Regions from separate parts of the Homo sapiens genome. Here region 2 is linked to region 1. The links are chromatin contacts, found by Hi-C in ENCODE. All regions are on one chromosome and are shown on one strand. Each heading gives the region's core, a stretch centred on a gene start or an enhancer-like site at or near the end of the contact. The rest is flanking DNA. Distances are from core to core; before and after follow the strand shown. Region 1 overlaps RHEB (Ras homolog, mTORC1 binding). Region 2 overlaps KMT2C (lysine methyltransferase 2C).

What was found. Hi-C counts contacts between places; a loop is a spot of excess contacts on that map. Pooled maps may share reads with other maps.
Region 2: a pooled map shows a loop between it and region 1 (7-fold over the local background). The contact joins two enhancer-like sites. A Hi-C loop is called at or near these places in 2 of 37 single-sample maps with no recorded cell type and 4 of 50 pooled maps.

Annotation. Positions count from the first base shown.
Region 1 is chr7:151,471,489-151,474,487 of GRCh38, forward strand. It overlaps RHEB (Ras homolog, mTORC1 binding), which reads right to left. Exons shown (of 8, transcript NM_005614.4): 5 at 61-117. Among named protein-coding and RNA genes, the nearest start is that of CRYGN, 33 kb to the left of the region's middle. RefSeq lists a silencer at 308-357 and an enhancer at 1,578-1,837. Within about 2 kb of position 1,448, at least 5 of the 41 ENCODE cell types and tissues checked have a DNase peak (open chromatin) inside an H3K27ac peak, as active enhancers do.
Region 2 is chr7:152,157,452-152,160,450 of GRCh38, forward strand. It overlaps KMT2C (lysine methyltransferase 2C), which reads right to left. Exons shown (of 59, transcript NM_170606.3): 44 at 1,412-1,621. Among named protein-coding and RNA genes, the nearest start is that of GALNT11, 130 kb to the left of the region's middle. RefSeq lists an enhancer at 1,511-1,570. Within about 2 kb of position 1,505, at least 5 of the 41 ENCODE cell types and tissues checked have a DNase peak (open chromatin) inside an H3K27ac peak, as active enhancers do.

The DNA.
Region 1 (2,999 bases), core at 198-2,697:
GCTCAGAAGATACTATTAAAAGAAGTTTCTCTAACAAGCAGATAAAATGGTACTACTTACTGTACTTTCCCCACCATATCCAACAATTTGCCATGGATAACTTTAATCACTTCAAAACTATAAAACAAAAAGTATAAATTAGACATCCATTTTAATGTTGAAGTTTTTAAATGTATGTTATGTTGCCAGCTGGAAAAATGTAAAATGTCACAGACTCACCATTTTAACATAACATAAAATGAACACAAAGAACTCCTGTTTTTTCCTAGCAATCCATTCACATGTGCATACATCTGACACTCAGCAACCCTGACTGAGGATATTCAAAGTGAAACAGGTAAGGCATTCAAACGGAAAGCCTACCACTGGGCTGAGAAACCACATAAATGCAAATTTTAATCACCCAACTCATTCAGCAAAGAACCAACTGTTTACATTACAACTTGAACAGCTTTTCCTAGAGTGCCCTAGTACATTCAGCCTGCTCCTGTGTTCTTTCCTAGGTACATACATTCTCTGGGTGATGCCAGTATCTCTTGGCTTTCAATCAGATCAATGAGCCGATGACTCTAGGATGGAGGTGGCTCTCACCGGGAAGGGGATCTGAGATGTCATAATGATCACTTGAAATCTGCCACAGCAGGATTATTTATACCACTGACTGCTGGCAAATGGCCACAAATCATTTTCCACCCTCCCCCAAAAAACCCATGCAAACATCTGCCAGCACATCACTGGCTCTACTTTCAAATCCTACCTAGAATCTGACGGCTTCTCACTCCCCTCCACTGCTGCCGCTGAGGTGTGAATTCCTGGCCCAAGTCTGCCTGCATCAGTTCCACAGCCCCAACCCTTCCCCGCCACCCCTGCTCAGCACAGCAACCAGAGGACTCTGCTGCAGCAGATGGACGGTGCCTGGTTCAACATCCTCTGATGGGTGGCCATCTTTACTCGGCCCCAGTGACTCTCAAGCCGCAAACTTCTGACCTCGTGATCCGCCTGCCTCGGCCTCCCAAAGTGCTGGGATTACAGGCGTGAGCCACCACACCCAGCCTCAAATGTCACTTCTTACACCTCTTCTGTTTACCCTAAATGACAAATTTCCTTTCCATTTCTTACCCCTTCCGTACTTTATTTTTCTTGGCAGCATGGTCACAGACATCCTATCTCGCATGTGTGTCGTTTTACTGTTTGTCTCCCACACCAGAAATAATAGGTCCGCAAGGGCAGGGATTTGTCTGCTTTGTTCATGATTGCATCACAAGCTTCAGAATAAGTTAGCTTGTTGAATGAATTACACACTGTGCTATTTTAAACGATGTGTGCTGTCATTTGATAAAAACAAAAATGAAATTTAACCCCCCTACAAGCTCGCTGTGGGTCAACAAATGGGATATGGGTGTCCTAAGGACCTGCGGTTGCATTACAGAACCACGGTTTCCTCCGCATGCTGTATTTGCCTATCTTTAAAAGTGTCGCCACTTGGGCAAAAATACAGTACCCTGTCACGTGAGAAACAGCTGAAAGAACTAGGACTGTGTGGCAGGCAGCTTGGAGCCGGCTCCCAGATCTCCTGCTCTCCTAGTGGCCACACTGTGTGTCATCTCCCTGCATGGACCTAGTGACGTGCGTCTAATGAACAGAATATGGCAAAGGTGATGGAATGTCCCTTTTGCGGTTAGGTTATAAAAGACAGTGGCTTGTCATGCAGGAAATTCCCTGGCTCTCTTGTGCACCTGCCCCAATGAAGTGAAGCACCTGGCAAGGAGCAGAGGGCAGCCTCAGGCCAGCGGCCAGCAAGGAACTAAGAAGCTCAGTCCAACAACTTGCAAGAAACTCAACCCTGTCAAGAGCCACGTGAACACGCTGGGAAACATCTTCCCCCAGGCAAGCCTTCAGATGGGACTGCAGCCCCTGCTGATACCCACACTGTGGCTCTGAGAGACTGAAGCAGAGGACACAGCTAGGCCACACCCAGATTCCTGACCCACAAAAACTGTGAGATCATAAATGTGTACTGTTCTAAGTGGCTAAATTTCTTGAGATCACTGATTTTCTGAATCAAACTGGTTGATTCGGAAAGTTTTACTGACGTATTTCTTGGATATTCATAAATATTTGTGTATTCAGCATACAGATTTCTAAAAAACAAAACACCACTCTTCTCATACTCCCTCATGTCTCAAATTTGAGAATGCTGATTAAACTACGAGCTACTAGAAAAAAAAGGCATTATTTAAAACAGCCCCATTTGTTCCCAAACCCACTTATGCCAGTTAAATTCATCATAGTCATAATTTATGTTGCAAACTTTTGAAGTATGTGTAGACAGAGTTTTGTTTGTCTGAAAACTAGAAGTTGAATACTGTGAGTTGATCTACTAAAAACGGTGCTCCTTAATAAGGTGTGCCAAACCAACTGAAAAAGACTGGTGGGGAAAATCACAGCAATCTAAATAGTTGAGGTGTAGACTGTTTCCCAAGCATCTCACTCGGAAGAAACCGAACCAGAAGTCATAATGGACAAATCGTGGATGTAGTCATACTGAACAGCAGTGGGTGAACTCATATTCAAAGATGACAATTTGAAAATTTCACAAGATGAGTGACTGAATGTATATTTATGCTTTAAAACAAAACACTGGAGATTGACATCACCTTTCCGATTTTTTTTCCCTTTAACCAGTGTTGTTTTTTTGTTTTTTTTTTGAGACACAGCCTTGCTTTGTCGCTCAGGCTGAAGTGCAATGGCATGATTTCAGCTCATGATACAGTCTCCGCCTCCCAGGTTCAAGAGATTCTCCTGCCTCAGCCTCCCGAGCAGCTGGGATTACAGGCACCCGCCACCACACCCGGGTAATTTTTGTATTTTTAGTAGAGATGAGGTTTCACCATGTTGGCCAGGCTGGTCTCGAACTCCTGACCTCAAATGATCTGCCCACTTCGGCCTCCCAAAGTATTGGGATTACAGGTGTGGGCCACTGCGCCTGGCCCTTAACT
Region 2 (2,999 bases), core at 255-2,754, 690 kb after region 1:
ACCATTTACAATGATTTTTGAATTCATTTTAAGTGTTAATAAAGGTTATAAGGAAATAAGGATTTCCACTACCATGGAAGTACATAATAGATATTTCTTGCAATTTGTATTCTTACCTATAAAAACAACTTCAAATGTTTATGCTAGAAATACTTCACCAGGTAAAATTTTAACCCTGTAGCTGAACTTAAGTTTTAATAAAACTTGGAAGAGTAGATGTAAACTAAATACAAAAATAAGACAAGCTCTATCAATTCTGACATGTTACCCAAAGATGAAGCAAGACAACACCTTGGCAGAGAAACATACCTTGTAGATCAACTGAGAATAGTAGTCCGAAACCCCTTCCAGGGTAGCACTGCCAAAAGTTCCTAGAAGTCGATTCCCACTATTAAATTGGCCACTGCCATAAGGAAGAAAGTGCGCAAAGTTCACTCCAATGATTGGTTCCATTAGAGGGAGCAGAGAGAGCTGCTATTAAAAAACACATTTAAGAGTAATGTACATGATAAAAGGAACTCAGTGTAGCTCAACTTTCTAAGACCCGAAGCAACTTTGTTGAATAAGGCTTCAGAAAAATGAGACTTAAAATTTTCAAGTATCAAAATGCTGGAGTAAGTGAGAGAGACTACAGACCTTTGAGACTTAAAAATAAGCTCTGTACTAAATGAATGCTGCCAGGCATCTAACAAGAAAAACATATTTCTTATCTATGCTCAGCAAAAACTGGGGCATCAACTGAGGCTGGGTACCACCAACAGCACTGTTAGCAACTGTCTCCCACCTTCTGTAACAACCACAAAGGTGTAGAACAGAATTCACAATGTGTTTCTTTGGATTCAGAGTCACAACAAAGTACTGAGGACAGATTTTTTTCTTGGTACTGAGGCTACTCCTTATGAACATAAGAAAATCTTGACTATCACCTATCAATCCATTTGTATTACCGTAAATTTCAGATGCCAATAGGATACGGTGCAATTCTGCTTGGAAAAAGTCTACTAGGTTCCTTGTCCAGATGTCTTTTAGCATTTGATCTCTCGTGTCCTTGAATTGTTTGTTTTTTTTTTGTTTTTTTTTTTGAGACACAGTCTCATTCTGTCACCCAGGCTGGAGTGCAGTGGCACAATCTCGGCTCACTGCAACCTCTGCCATCCAGGCTCAAGCAATTCTCGTGCCTCAGCCTCCCAAGTAGCTGGAATTACAGGCGTGTACCACCACGCCCAGTAAATGTTTGTATTTTTCGTAGAGATGAGGTTTTGCCATGTTGGCTAAGCTCATCTAGAACTCATGCCTCAAGTGATCCACCTGCCTCAGCCTCCCAAAGTGCTGGGATTACAGGCATGAGCCACTGCCCCCAGCCTATATCCTTGACTTTTAAAAGAGGCTGCTCTAAATGACTCACCCTCACCTGTTTCAAGTGGGTAAACGTGTCAGTGCTAGAGTACATAGCTTGTTTCTCCTCTTCGTCCTTTTTCCTTTTCTTTGAGCGAGGTGCTGCTTTCTCACCCGTCCTCTGAGTCCGTTTGCTTCGCTGTTTCTTGGTTTCACTTCCTCCATCTGTTTTTGGCAACTGGTTGCCACATCCAAAACCACCTTGCATTTGAGCCCCCAAAGTTTGCTAATGTAATTGGAAAGGGTAAAAAATAAGTGAACAATTTGCATATTTGGTTTTTAGTTCATGCAGTGCCAAGCTATGACGCGTCATCCTAACATGGCACTAAAAGGTATTAAATAAGTAGGGAAGATAGAGTGGTGTCAATGCTGGTTTTCCAAAAACACCATCCTTTTCTTCAAACGTTATTCTCGAGTATGGAAATCAGTAAGCTGCGAAGCTTGAGGAAAGAGCAGAACTCATTAGTAAGGCCACAGCCCTTTCTGGCAAAGCATTACCCCTCATGCTGACCTCCCTGGGGCTGGGGAACCCCTTATTCCTGCTTACTTACTGCAGAAGGGAAGGAAATGCTTGTAGATGGCTATAGGAGCCTCTGCATAGTGGTCTTGGTGAGTTATTTTTGGTTCCCCTTAGGAACTAGTGAAATATGAGGTGTGCTGAAACAATTCACAGGCTCCAGAAAAGCTTTACAGCCTATGCATCTTAGGTGAGAGAACAGATAGCACCAGACAACAATAAAAAGAAAAAACACTGGTTCTTCAAATTAGTTCACAACCGTATTTGACTGAAAAATAATGGCCACATACTTAAAGTCAATGGGAGAGAACGTAGATGATAACAAATAAACCTTTTCTTTATTTTTATCATTACAAAGTGAGAATAAGCCAAGCCCTGAAAAGGCCTTTAAGGGTAGTCCTATCAGTACCTTAAAACACAGGAATATTTTCAGGCTCCATTATTTCTAAATTTAACAGCAGTACTCTGCTATAGACGATTATAGTAGCTGAACTTACTGTAATGAATTCTGCATTGAATCTCTGACGGTTCTGAAAATTAGTTTCCAGTTATATTCTAAATAGTTTAGCGCATGGATGGCAACATTTTTATGTAAAGAGCCAGATGATAAATATTGTAAGCCTCTGTAGGCCATACAGCCCCTGGCATAATTACTCAACTCTGCCCTTGTACTTCAAAAGCAGCCATAAACAATTCATAAATCAATGAGCTTGGCTGCGTTCAAATAAAACTTTTAAAATTCACGGACAAATTTGAATTTTGTATAATTTTTATGTGTCACAAAATACTACTCTTCCTTAGATTTTTTTTCAACCATTTAAAAATGTAAAAGCCATTTTTAGCTCATGGAGGGAGGCGAAAGCAGGCTTAGACTGCTCATCTCCAGGCTAGTTCTGTGGCTCTCAAGGGGTCTCCAGGGCGGCAGCAGCATCTAGAGCTGGTCTAGAAATGCAGATTATCTGGTCCCACCCAGACCTGCAGAATCAGAAATACCGGGGCTGGAGCCCAGCAATCTTGGTTTAACAAGCCCTCCTGGTGCTCCTCACACTTTAGCTTTGAGAATCACCTGCCTAGAGCAGTACTTCTC